2 separate regions of the Homo sapiens genome follow, and region 1 is linked to region 2. A link is a contact called in ENCODE Hi-C or POLR2A ChIA-PET data. All regions are on one chromosome and are shown on one strand. The core of a region is the stretch at or near the end of the contact, and the rest is flanking DNA. Distances in the headings are between cores, read along the strand shown.

The links. A loop is a pair of places that touch in the nucleus more often than their neighbours do. ChIA-PET counts read pairs that join two places held with the same protein, here RNA polymerase II (POLR2A). Pooled maps may share reads with other maps.
Region 1: a map of PC-3 shows a loop between it and region 2 (4-fold over the local background). The contact joins two enhancer-like sites. A Hi-C loop is called at or near these places in 4 of 168 maps with a recorded cell type or tissue (Caco-2, PC-3, chondrocyte and 1 more) and 1 of 50 pooled maps. POLR2A ChIA-PET finds 5 or more read pairs at or near these places in 1 of 52 experiments (CD4-positive, alpha-beta memory T cell).

Annotation. Positions count from the first base shown.
Region 1 is chr17:55,085,904-55,091,983 of GRCh38, forward strand. The region is part of intron 16 of STXBP4 (syntaxin binding protein 4); the gene reads left to right. It overlaps LOC107985002 (a long non-coding RNA gene), which reads left to right. Exons shown (of 2, transcript XR_001752943.2): 1 at 1-6,080. Among named protein-coding and RNA genes, the nearest start is that of STXBP4, 120 kb to the left of the region's middle. RefSeq lists an enhancer at 4,241-4,340. Within about 2 kb of position 4,513, at least 3 of the 41 ENCODE cell types and tissues checked have a DNase peak (open chromatin) inside an H3K27ac peak, as active enhancers do; they include PC-3, where a contact is called at or near this core.
Region 2 is chr17:55,055,220-55,061,696 of GRCh38, forward strand. The region is part of intron 12 of STXBP4 (syntaxin binding protein 4); the gene reads left to right. Among named protein-coding and RNA genes, the nearest start is that of STXBP4, 90 kb to the left of the region's middle. Within about 2 kb of position 1,477, at least 2 of the 41 ENCODE cell types and tissues checked have a DNase peak (open chromatin) inside an H3K27ac peak, as active enhancers do; they include PC-3, where a contact is called at or near this core.

The DNA.
Region 1 (6,080 bases), core at 3,263-5,762, 34 kb after region 2:
AAATTCTGTGGGTTTTAGGAGGAATGAAAATAATCACTCGTAATGTGTTATGTGTAAGTTCAGAATTTTATATATCAGACATTTTTATGTTGGGGTGGCAACAGTGGAGGGAAACACCTGCACAGACATAGCCCAGTGAACACTGCCATCATTAATTTTCATTATCTTGCTAACATTAACTTCAGTATCTGTCAAACATGATTATTCAAAGAATATATTCGAAATTCTGCAGAACTTATTTGGAAGAAAAGTAAAAAATTTCATCAGCACTTTTTTTTCCCCAATGATACTCAGTAATTTCCAGGCTGGTTATAAATTAATTATGCAATCAGGTTTTTTATATTTTATTTAAATTTTATTTTCAATTGACAAGTAATAATTGTATGTATGCATGGGGTACATAGTGATATTTTGATACACATAATATACAATAGTCAGATAAGAGTAACTAGCATATCTATCATCTCAAACATTGATCATTTCCTTTGGTTGGGAACATTCAATATCCTCCTTCTAGCTATTTCAAACTATATAGTACATTATTGTTAACTATACTCATCCTGCACTAGTATAGAACACTAGAACTTATTCCTTCTATCTAGCTGTAATTTTTTATCCTTTAACAAATCTCTCCCTATCCCCCTGTTCTCCGTGTCCTTCCAGTCTCTAGTACCCTCTGTTCTACTTTTTACTTCCGTGAGATCAACTTTTTTATTCGTATATGGAGACACGCACACATACCACATTTTCCTTATCCATTCGTCTGTTGTTGCACACTAAGGTTGATTCCATATCTTGGCTATTGTGAATAGTGCTGCAATACACATGGCAGGATGTCTCTTCAATATGCTGACTTTCTTTTCTTTGGATAAATGCCCAGTAGTAGGATTGCTGACTCATATTGTAGTTCTATTTTTGTTTTTTGAGGAACCTTTATACTGATCTCCATAGTGGCTTTACTAGTTTACATTCCCACCAGTGGTGTACAAGGGTTCCCTTTTCTCTGCATCTTCTCCAGCATTTACTTTCTGTGTTTTTGATAATAGTCATCTTAACTAGGGTGAGATGGTAACTCATTGTGGATTTGATTTGCATTTCCCTGACGATTAGTGATGTTGAGCATTTTTCATCTATTTGCTGGCCATTTGTATGTCTTCTTTTGGGAAATGTCTGTTCAGATCATTTGCTCACTTTTTAAATCAGATTGATTGGTTTTTTGCTGTTGGTTTTCTGCTAGTAGTTTGAGTTCCTTGTGTATTCTGAATATTAATTCCCTGTCAGAAGAGTAGTTTGCAAATATTGTCTCCAATTCTATAGGTTGTCTTTTCACTCTTGATTGTTACCTTTGCTGTGCAGAAGGTCTTTAGTTTGATATAATCTCATTTGTTTATTTTGCTTTTGTTGCCTGTGCTTTTGAGGTCTCATTCATAAAATCTTTTCCCAGACCATTGTCTTGAAGTGTTTCCCCTATTTTTTTCTCCTAGTAGTTTTATATTCAGATCTTACATTTAGGTCTTTGCTTCATTTTGAGTTGATTTTTGTATAGGGTCATTCATCTGCATATGGATATCCAGTTTTTCCAGTACCGTTTGTTGAAGAGACTATCCTTTCCCAATGCTTTTGGCACCTTTGTCAAAAATCAGTTGGCTGTAAATATGTGGATTAATTTCTGGGTTGTCTATTCTGTTTCATTGGTCTGTGTGATTTTAGGCCGGTCCCATGCTGTTTTGGTTACTGCAGCTTTGTAGTATATTTTGAAGTCTGGTAGTGTGATGTTTCCAGCTTTGTTGTTTTTGCTCAGGTTTGCTTTGGCTCTTCAGGGTCTCTTGTGGTTCCATTAAAATTTTAGAATTTTTTTCTGTTTCCGTGAAGAATGTCATTGGTATTTTGATGGGTATTATATTGAATGTGTAGATTGCTTTGGGTAGTATTGTTATTTTAACAGTACTATTAATAATTATTCTGATCTGTGAGCATGGGATATCCTTCCATTTGTTTATAGCCTCTTCAGTTTCTTCCATGAGCATTTTGTAGTTTTCCCATGAGCATTTTATAGTTTTCCTTATAGAGGTATTACCTCTTGCAAGGGTTATGCTTTGATGTTTAAAACTAGCAAATCTATGTTGTCCTTTTATTTAGAAATATAATTGCTAATGTTGGCACATTTTGCCAGTACTTTTTATAAATTTGTATGACATAGCTTTTCAAGTTTAATAATTCAGATTAAATTCAGCTGATTTTCTTTCTCTTTAAGCAGCAGCTTTTTCTGCATGGAAAACAAAATTACTACCATGAGGTAGATAATTCAGCCACAACCCCTCCCTCATTTTCTTTCTTTGCCTTGGCTATCTGGTTATTTCAAGTTACAATTTGAAATTTTTACTTGGGTAATTGCCTCTACTTTCTTCTTAATATAAGTGTTCTCTAGGATGTTATACTATGGGATTTTCTCAGAAAGCTGAAGGATAAGATTTATTGGCTCTTACAGCTTAAAACCAGGCTCTAAGGAATATCTAGAAGACAATTCTGTTGCCCGGGCTGGAGTACAATGATGTGATCCTGGCTCACCACAAACTCCGCCTCCCAGGTTCAAGCAATTCTCCTTGCCTCAGCCTCCTGAGTAGCTGGGATTACAGGTGCCTGCCACCACACCTGGCTAATTTTTGTATTTTTAGTAGAGACAGGTTTTCACCATGTTGGTCAGGCTGGTCTCAAACTCCTGACCTCAGGTAATCCACCTGCCTCAGCCTCCCAAAGTGCTGGGATTACAGGCGTGAGCCACCGTGCCAGGCCTAGAAGACAATTCTAAAGCTTTCCTGGATTGTGGACTCCATTGAAATCTGATGAAAATCTTCTTCCCAGAAATGTGAGATTATACACATTTTGGATCCATTTTCAGAGTATTTATGAACCCCGACCTAGGACTCTCCCATGTATAAGGAACATGAATGCTTTCCACATCATTGCATACATGGCCATCCCAGCCTCACCAGAATACCTCTAACAGTAGAGAAGTGTGTAAATCATAGAGGCAGCCTGGAAGGAAGCAGCAGTTTGAATACATGTAAACAATGCTCCACAGAATCTCTGATGTTCCTTAGAGATGCTCCACAGAGCACCCCAATTGTTCATCCAATTTCATTGGCCAAATTGCTTAATTTCTAGGTCTGTTTTTGCATATAAAAAGTGGATCTCATAATATCAAAGTGGCAGGATTGAAAGATTAAATGTAGTACATATGAAATTCCCAAAAGAGCCTCTGGTAGGGTAAGATGTTCCCTGTATGGATGTTGTTGTTGTTGTTGCTGCTGCTGCCACTGCCATGACTACTGCTGGTGCCACATTATTGTTATTTAAAGTAATTAATTTAATTTTACTTTCTCGCTGTGGTAGGTATTAAATTATTATTGTCTAAAGCTTCTTTCAACTTGGATACATTTGAAAATATGGTAGATGAGAGCTTTTCATAATATGTATCATTTAATGTTATTATTGATGTTGTGTTAGAATGTAATTGTCACCGGAAACTGTGGCTAAATGTCTTAATCAGCATCTTATCTTTCAGTTGTTTATTGCTAACTGTGAGGAAACTTTTGTCTGTTCTGTCATTATTCACAGTGAAAACAGTCTGAAAACAGAATAGGCATTTTTAATCAGTATTGGAACCCCTGGAGATGCTTCTATTGATCTCCTTATATTTACATGTTCTATATCATTATAATGCCTTTGTGTAGTTTCTATTTGAAATAAAATAGTTTTGAACTACATGTTCAGAACTGCAATTTCTGTTTAACTGACATATAGATTGACAAAATGATTATGTAACAAAAGCATAAAGAGGCAGTTCTATCTTTAGAAATGCATAATAAGAAAAAATCTGGCCAGGTAACCCATATGAGGTCTTTAATAAAAAGAGAATATATTGACTTCTTGTTAAATTGACAGCATAAGCACAGGCCTTTAACTACCTTCCTTCAGGCCTCATGGAAATGATAACTAGAATACAAAATAGGGCAAAAATCTTCAAAAGCACTAGCTGTTACAGGTGAATCCTAAAATCTTTTTAATATAGGAGAGATAGGACCACATGGATGGAAAGCAGGAAGGGCCAACCTGTTACTCCCACTGCTAAACAACAGTAACGATTGTGGGAATAACTGACTGGCAGGAACCCTGGCAGGAGGACACTCTTAATATGTTCTGATTTGAAGGAGTAATGAATAAAGTCAAAGACAGGCTGGGGGTAGGGGGCAGACGATCTCTTTTCACTCTTTTTTATCTTAGTGAGTCAGTGGCATTTGTTGAAATCCTCAGGTTCACACAGATTATTTGTCAAGCAGAAGGACAACTGGGGCTTGATCCTTTAGAAAGTGGAGACACACTTTAGATCTGACAGACACTGGGGCATACAGGAAGCTTTAAATGTAAGAGGAGTTGGCACGACAGCTTCAGCACCAAAAGCCACATCACTCTGCGCAGCCACCTCTTGTTCTAAGTCACTTTTCACCCCACTCAGACTGCTGAGTCATCCTTAAACTCACAATGCAAAGGTACATTTCACCCAGAGGTTTGAGAGGGTAATTCCAACAACAATTTGGTCAAATTTTAGGGCAATCAAAGGGTCTACACATTCTTTAAAAGGTCAAAAACCAGTTCTGAGTAGAGAGCTCTCTAAATTCAAGCTTTTATGAATAAAAATGTATAACATATATAATGTGTATATATACACACACATCTCATTCAGGCTATTCTAGCTCTTATAAACAAATGCATACATATACATATAAATATATGATTGTGAAAAGGTCCACAAATAAAGCCAGGAAATACAGCTCTCAAGATTCATAGTGGACTTCAGGATCAAGATAGAAGAGGGATCTCATGCTAAAACCTTCCCATTCTGCTCTTACACATAGAAATGACATTTTAAATTGTGTGTGTGTGTGTGTGTCTGTGTGTGTGTGTGTGTGTGTGTGTGTGTGTGTGTGTGTTTAGATAAAAAACAAGAAAGGAATATCACCCTGCATCAGAAACAATATGAAACTATCATGATAAGTAGGATTTTAAGCTTCAGAGATTTCACAGAATTGAGATCAGCAATTGGAGCTAAGGTTTCTACACCCAAGAGGCCCTAAATGATGCCTAAGCAAAGGAAGCAAGGAGCGGGAATCCTTCTGTAGAGAATATACTTTATTTTCTTAAATTGCTCATGTATTAGGCATTTTAAAAAATCCCTCCAGTTTATGAGCCATCTGGGCCTGCCACTAATTAAAGTTGAAAGTAAACATTTCATCCACTACAGGTGGGGAATATAAATTGGCATGACATCCTTGGGAATCCGTTTTGCAGTATATATCAAGAGCTTTTTAAATATCCATTTGGAAGGTTTTTTTGAAAGTTAAAATGTTTTTAATGGTCATATATTCTCACTCAATAATCCCACCTGTTACTATTTTTTTTGCAAAAAAGATGTGTATAAGTATATACATGTATTTTTATTACTGCATTTCTTATACAGATTGAACATCCCAAATCTGAAATCCCAAATTTGAAATGCCCCAAAATCCAAAACTTTTGAGTGCAGATATGGCCCCAGAAGTGGAAAATTTCACACCTGACCTCATGTGATGGGTGGTAGTCAAAACACAGGAGCATAACACAGTTTATTCAGCGTCCCCAAGAGAAAAAAAACTAACAAAACAAAACAAAACACCCTCCCAGCCCACTTCAGCTTTGATATATTTTTTTCTGAGCAAGCATGATGGTGATGCCAAACAACCACAGATTGTCCACATGGGTGACCAGAATAGTGACACCTTTACTTTCTGATGGTTCAATGATCACAAGTTTGGTTCACGCACAGAATTGTGACCAGAATAGTGACACCTTTACTTTCTGATGGTTCAATGATCACAAATTTGGTTCACGCACAGAATTGTTACAAATATTCTATAAAAGCTGTGTAAAAGGTGCTTATGAAACAAATGAATTGTATGTTGTAGTCTTGGGTCCCATTCCTAAGGTACCTCATTATGTATATGCAAGTATTCCAAAATCCAAAATACTTCTGGTCCAAGCAT
Region 2 (6,477 bases), core at 227-2,726:
TGGGTGGGTGTGTTGGGGCCTACACATATAAGCAGTTGAATACCAGCCTAAGATCTTAGAGGACTGCCATTTAAAATATTTGACAAGGAGAGAAAAATGAACAACTGTCTCCACGTATAATCTGACCCCACTCTTTCTTTCATACTCCATAACCAACTTGTTGGGCCTACTTTTTAGAAATCACAGAATTTTGCCACTTTTCACCACTTCCATCAGTGGTCTAAGCCGCCATCAGGTCCCACCTGTGTTGCTATTATAGCTTCCTACCAGATCACGCTACTTTTACCCTGCCTCACTCCCATACTGTCTAATCTGAACAAAGCAGCCAGAAATATTGTTTTAAAACTGCACTTAGAACTCTCCAGGACTTTCCATCTCAGTCAAAGTAAGGCAGAAATGCTGCAAGTAGAAACCTCCAAGTAACTGTTAAAGCCTATGAGGGCCTACATGACCTGCTGTCCTTTCCCCATCCTAACACTCCTTTTAAAGTACCTCAGCTCTTTCCACACTTCTCCCCTCCACCCCTTTACTCATTCTCCAGCTCATCTGGTCTCTTTGCACCATCTTTCCTCTGACCCTTACTGTGTGTGGAGGAGTTTCTTTTAGTATAACTATTACTATCTTACATCTTAAATAATTTACTTATGTTTTGCTCTTTATCTGTGTCCCCCAACTGGAGGGTAAGCTTCATGAAGACAGCTATCTTGGATTTGTTCTCTGATTTATCTTACAACAATAGCTGTTATTAGGTACTCAAACATTTGGTGAATGGATAAAGGGATAAATGGAGGATATACTTTAAGGTTAAACTGACAGCAAGTTGGGAAGTAACCGAAGATCAGATAAAAGGCTGTTGTAATAGTCTAGAACAGCAATGTCCCTTAGAAATATAATGAAAGCCACAATATATTGCTATATTTTCTAAGAGCTACATTTTTAAAAAAGGAAAAAGAAACAGGTAACGTTAATTTTAATATATTTTATTTAGTTGGATTTATCTAAAATATTACTTTAGCATGCAGTAATATTTTTAAAATTCATTATGAGATATTTTTACTTTTTTATACTGTATCTTTGAAATCTAGTGTTTTTAAAATTTAGAGCACATCTCAATTTTTACACTGAATTTTCATTGGAAATACTGGATCTGTGCTTAGATTTAATAAAATTTACAGTTGAAAAAGTAAATTCACATACTCAAATTGTTCCAAACTTATTTTAAAAGTTTCTAATGACTGAATTGAATACCAAAAATCTTTTTCTTTTAATGTTTACATCCACACTAACAAAACTATTTTATTTTCTAAGAAGAATTTGTTTTTAAGCAAGATCTTTTCAAAGCTACATCTGTTAAGTACCGTCACTAATTCTTGTCAGCTCAGTATTATTAGCATAAAATTCAAGCCTGTGAGATGGAGGCTGCAGTGAATTATGATCATGCCGCTGCACTCCAGCCTGGGCAACAGAGGAAGAACCTGTCTCAAAAACAAACAAAAAAACTGGCCAAGCCCAGTGGCTAATGCCTGTAATCTCAAAACTTTGGGAGATCTGCCAAGGCAGGCAGATCGCTTGAGCCCAGCAGTTCCATTCCAGCCTGGGCAGCATGGAGAACCCCCGACTCTACAAAAAATATTAGCATCAAATTCAAGGAGTATTACAAATAACAAAAGCAACTCTAAATTTAGCAGTATGAAGAAAGCATACTTCAAAATTTTTTCAGTTTTCATAGCCAATTTATGTAACACTATCAATAATTAAGATCTGCATATTAGCTTATAGTAGAAAAATAGGTAAAGTCATTATTTTTTATTTATATTATGAAAAAGTTCAATTTCACTATAAACTCTTATACTTATCTAGCTTCATAAACTTTCCTTTTCCTTGTAGTTTGTAGTTTAACTCATTTACATGCACTGATATTAGTGAGAAAATGTAAATCACACTGCCATTTTCTTTTGTCTGGTTACTGAATAATAGATGCACCTTCCTTTTGTTTAAGAAAACCTTTAATTGGAGTTAAAAGTACAGAAAATCTTCGTAAATCTCTTTCATAACTCAGCCAAGAAGTATTGGCAAATAACATAGCATCAGAAAATGTATTGTCCTCCTTTTTTCTTTTAACAGTTTTATAAACTACTGATGACTCAATTTACGTGCGTATACTAAACAGTGTTAGCAACTGTATCTATGATGCTTTTCATAAAATCAGCTTGAGAAAACTAAGCACAAATATTTTCAATATGTATCATACAGTGGAATAAAACAATAAAGCAGCCTCTTTCTTCTTTGAAAATGTCAATACATTCAAATTTGGTTGTTGTTGTTGTTTCTAATTTTACTTTGAGTTCTGGGATACATGTGCAGAACGTGCAGGTTTATTACATAGGTATACATATCCCATGGTGGTTTGCTGCACCTATCAACCCGACATCTAGGTTTTAAGCCTTGCATGCAGTAGGTATTATCTTTATGCTCTCCCTCCCCTTGCTCCACCGCCCGACAGGCCCCAGTGTGTGATGTTCCCCTCCCTGTGTACATGTGTTCTCATTGTTCAACTCTCACTTAAGAGTGAGAATATGCAGTATTTGGTTTTCTGTTCCTGTGTTAGTTTGCTGAGAATGATGGTTTCCAGCTTCATCCATGTATCTGCAAAGGACATGAAGTCTTTTCTTTTTTATGGCTGCATAGAATTCCATGATGTATATATGCCACATTTTCTTCATCCAGTCTATCATTGATGGGCATTTGGGTTGGTTCCAAGTCTTTGCCATTGTGAACAGTGCCACAATAAACGTACTTGTGCATGTGTCTTTATAGTAGAATGATTTATAATCCTTTGGGTATATACCCAGTAAGAGGATTGCTGGGTCAAATGGTATTTCTGGTTCTAGATCCTTGAGGAATCGCCACACTGTCTTCCACAATGGTTGAACTAATTTACACTCCCACCAACAGCGTAAAAGCATTCCTATTTCTCTACATCCTCTCCAGCATCTGTGTTTCCTGACTTTTTCATGATCGCCATTCTAACTGGCATGAGATGGTATCTCATTGTGGTTTTGATTTGCGTTTCTCTGATGACCAGTGATGATGAGCTTTTTTCATATGTTTCTTGGCCGCATAAATGCCTTCTTTTGAGAAGTGTCTGTTCATATCCTTCACCCACTTTTTGATGGGGTTAATACATTTAAATTTTCGATGCAACATAGCTGGAGCACCATTTATCATGATGAAAACTTGTTTTTTATTATCTACCTGAAACTTTTTTGACAGATGTAAAAGGGTTAAAAATATCTACACTGCAAGTTTGATTTTTTTAGGCTGCAAATCAACATTTTATCATAAGTTTGGACACCCTTTGAGGCAGTACATGCCTGAAGGATGAATTTGGTAGTGTCTCTTGCATGATATGGCCCACTGAAAGCTATTTTAATCAATTGATCGTTGATATTCTTAGAAAGTTCTTATAGTCGATGGGCATTTGTTTTATTACTTAATTGAATATCCTCCATTTTTTATGAAATACGTTTCCCAGTATTTTTATCATAACTGAAATTACTATCTCAATCTAAAAATGGTTTTCTTTTTTGTGCAAAAATTCTAGCCATTTTATAGTTACAAATGTTGGACATTTACTTCTGGTGACTAATTTTATTTATTTATTTTTTTAACTGCTAATACGAAACTTCTTATCAAATTCACCATTAATTTGCAAAAATGGCTATTAATATTGCTCACTTTATATATATTTCAAAATTTTCTTCTACAGTAAACACACTTTTTGCAAATTGCAATTGCATTGTTCCAGTAATATTACTAGCTAATTTATCTCCATTTTATTCTGCATCAGTAGTATGTCTTCACTTTACATTTAATTTAAATTTAATTTTGTCCATACTTATTTTATGGACAAATTTTTACTAAATACAAAAAATAAATATAGCCTAATAAAAATAAGTATTTTAATTTAATTACTAATATGATTTACCTAGGTATCATTGTAACTCAGGCTGATTGCATAAAATATTCAGATAAGCCTACTGTGTGTACATATTGGTGTGTAAAAAAGGATTTATAATTAATTAATTTTTTGACACTGGCCACATCAGTTACGTGTTTATGTATACTACTCAACTGACTCATGTGCCTGACACAGACATTACAGTTCAACAATAATATCTTAAATGATGCAGTGATTACAGTGAGTTAGAGTTCTACCAAAACAGTAAAGTCTTGTTTTGTGAAAAAATAGTTTACATTTCTTGAGTTTTTAAACTTAAATACAAAATAATTATAATTAAATTAAAAATTTGGTTCCTCAGTCAACTAGCTATATTTCAGGTGCTCAGTAGCCACATATAAGTAGTGGCTACTGTGATTGGACAATGCTGATCTAGAACTCTACATCCTTTCTACTCAGAGTGGTCAGCAACAGGAGAAATATCAGCAATCAGGAACTTAGAAATGCAGTCTTAGGTCTCATCCCAGATCTATAGAATCAGAATCTACACTTAACAAGTCTTCAGGTGATTTGTTTACACCTTAAAATTTGAGAAGCTCTTGTCCAGAAAATAGGCAATGGAGGATTTAACTGGGTAATCATAATAGTAATATACCAAAAAGGTCTATGCAGAAGACACCATGAGGATAAAGTCCACCAGATTTAACAGTCATAAAATGTGCAGTAATAAGGAGAAACAACAGTCAAGTCTTTGTAGTTTAGTGACTGAGAGGCTGTAATGATGCAATCAACAAAATAAGATAAATGAGATTGAGGGTAAAGATGTGTGGATTCAGAGTAGTACTTAGTATATAGTTTCCAGTTTAAACAAAAATAATTAAAAATACATGTATACATCTGTGTATACAAACCCACATGCATACATACTGAAACACCATTCATTTCATTAACACCGTAAAAAAACATAGACTACCCAAAATCAACCCTGAAAGTGTCCAATTTTAAAATATGTTGACCATGGATACTATTCAGCTTTTCTTATGTACATAGAATGATATTATTTTGTTAAGAGGATTTTGATGATACAGACCTATTGTTAATGAAAGAGTTCCTATGCTTTAGTGAAAATACCTTTCCATTTTTCCAAAGATTGATTTCTTTTTTCACAATAAATGAGTCTTTAAAAATTATAAATACAGAGTATGTATAACTCTTCTCTTAAAAATTTTTAAAAACTAGAAATTTAAATGGTGTGAAATTTGGCAGTTTCTTTCCTTTGATATCCTTTTGAAGATCTTGACACCAAGTTACTACAGTACTAATGATCATCCCATGTAAATTCCTTAAGCACATAGATAACCTAATTATTAAAACAAGCTGTGAAGGGCTCATTTTTCACTGGAAGGATCACCTTCATTGTTTTATTCAATCAAGGATAGCTACCAGAATACCTACTCACTGTTTTGAAAAGAATTGGCTGTACTGTTCTCTAAAACTCAAGTATTTTTATGAGTTTTTGTGTCTTACAGAATAACCGAGCTTAAGTTTAAAATCATGAGCACAATTTCCCATGAAATTGTTGTTATTTTTTCTTCAAGTTCTAACAACTTTTCACAGGCATGGGCCACTCTTAGCGACTTCCTTTGATCAACAGCTTTCTAAAGCCTACTCTCACACTTAAGTTGTTTTTAAAGTTTCTTTCAGCATAGTATTATGACCTAAGGCAGCAATGAATTGGTGAACAGTCCAAAGCCAAAATATTTAGCTTGTCTGAACCAGTCTTTGCCCTAAAGAAACATGGGATATTAAGCATTTGGCAAATTCTCTGGGTTCAGATAAGCCCACTTGTAGTTGGCCTCACCTGTGTAAAGGTTGAGTTCAGTTCTTGAGAAGAGCATGAAGTCCTGAGGCAGAAATATAAGGTCAAATCAACACAGGATTCTCTGTGGACAATTGAGGTTGAACATGAATCAAGTAACAGCTAGTGCAGCTGACATGTGAGCTATCTTAGTTTTCAGATGAAGCAACAAAGGAAACCAAGAACAAATTAAATGTGTCTTTAAAAGGAACAACAATAATAAGTGATTCCTAAAGTACTTTTCACATTTTCACACTTTTAAAGATTGTGTTTCTTGTGTATTCATTTAAAAAGCAGCAAAGCCTCTAATTTTCAGAATTGATGTGATTTCTCTTATTTTTCTTTAGTGATTAAATTTTTACTAGTTTTTCAGTATAGCACTAGTAGGTGTTTTAAGATGCTATCTCATCTTCAGAGGGAAAAAGAAGAAAAATACATATATTTGTCAGTCTTTTCTGTTCTAAAAGCATGCTGTAGTAAAATGTTCCTGTTTCCATTTCAGATAGTCACTGTGGCCTCAGAATGCCAGCTTTTATTTTCTACCAAAAACCCTCTTTACTCAGATCCCTCATGCTATTCTTTTATTGCCACAGCCACATCCTACCTGCTCCCCTAACACCTGGCAAACACTAATCTGTTCTATATCTCCATAATGTTG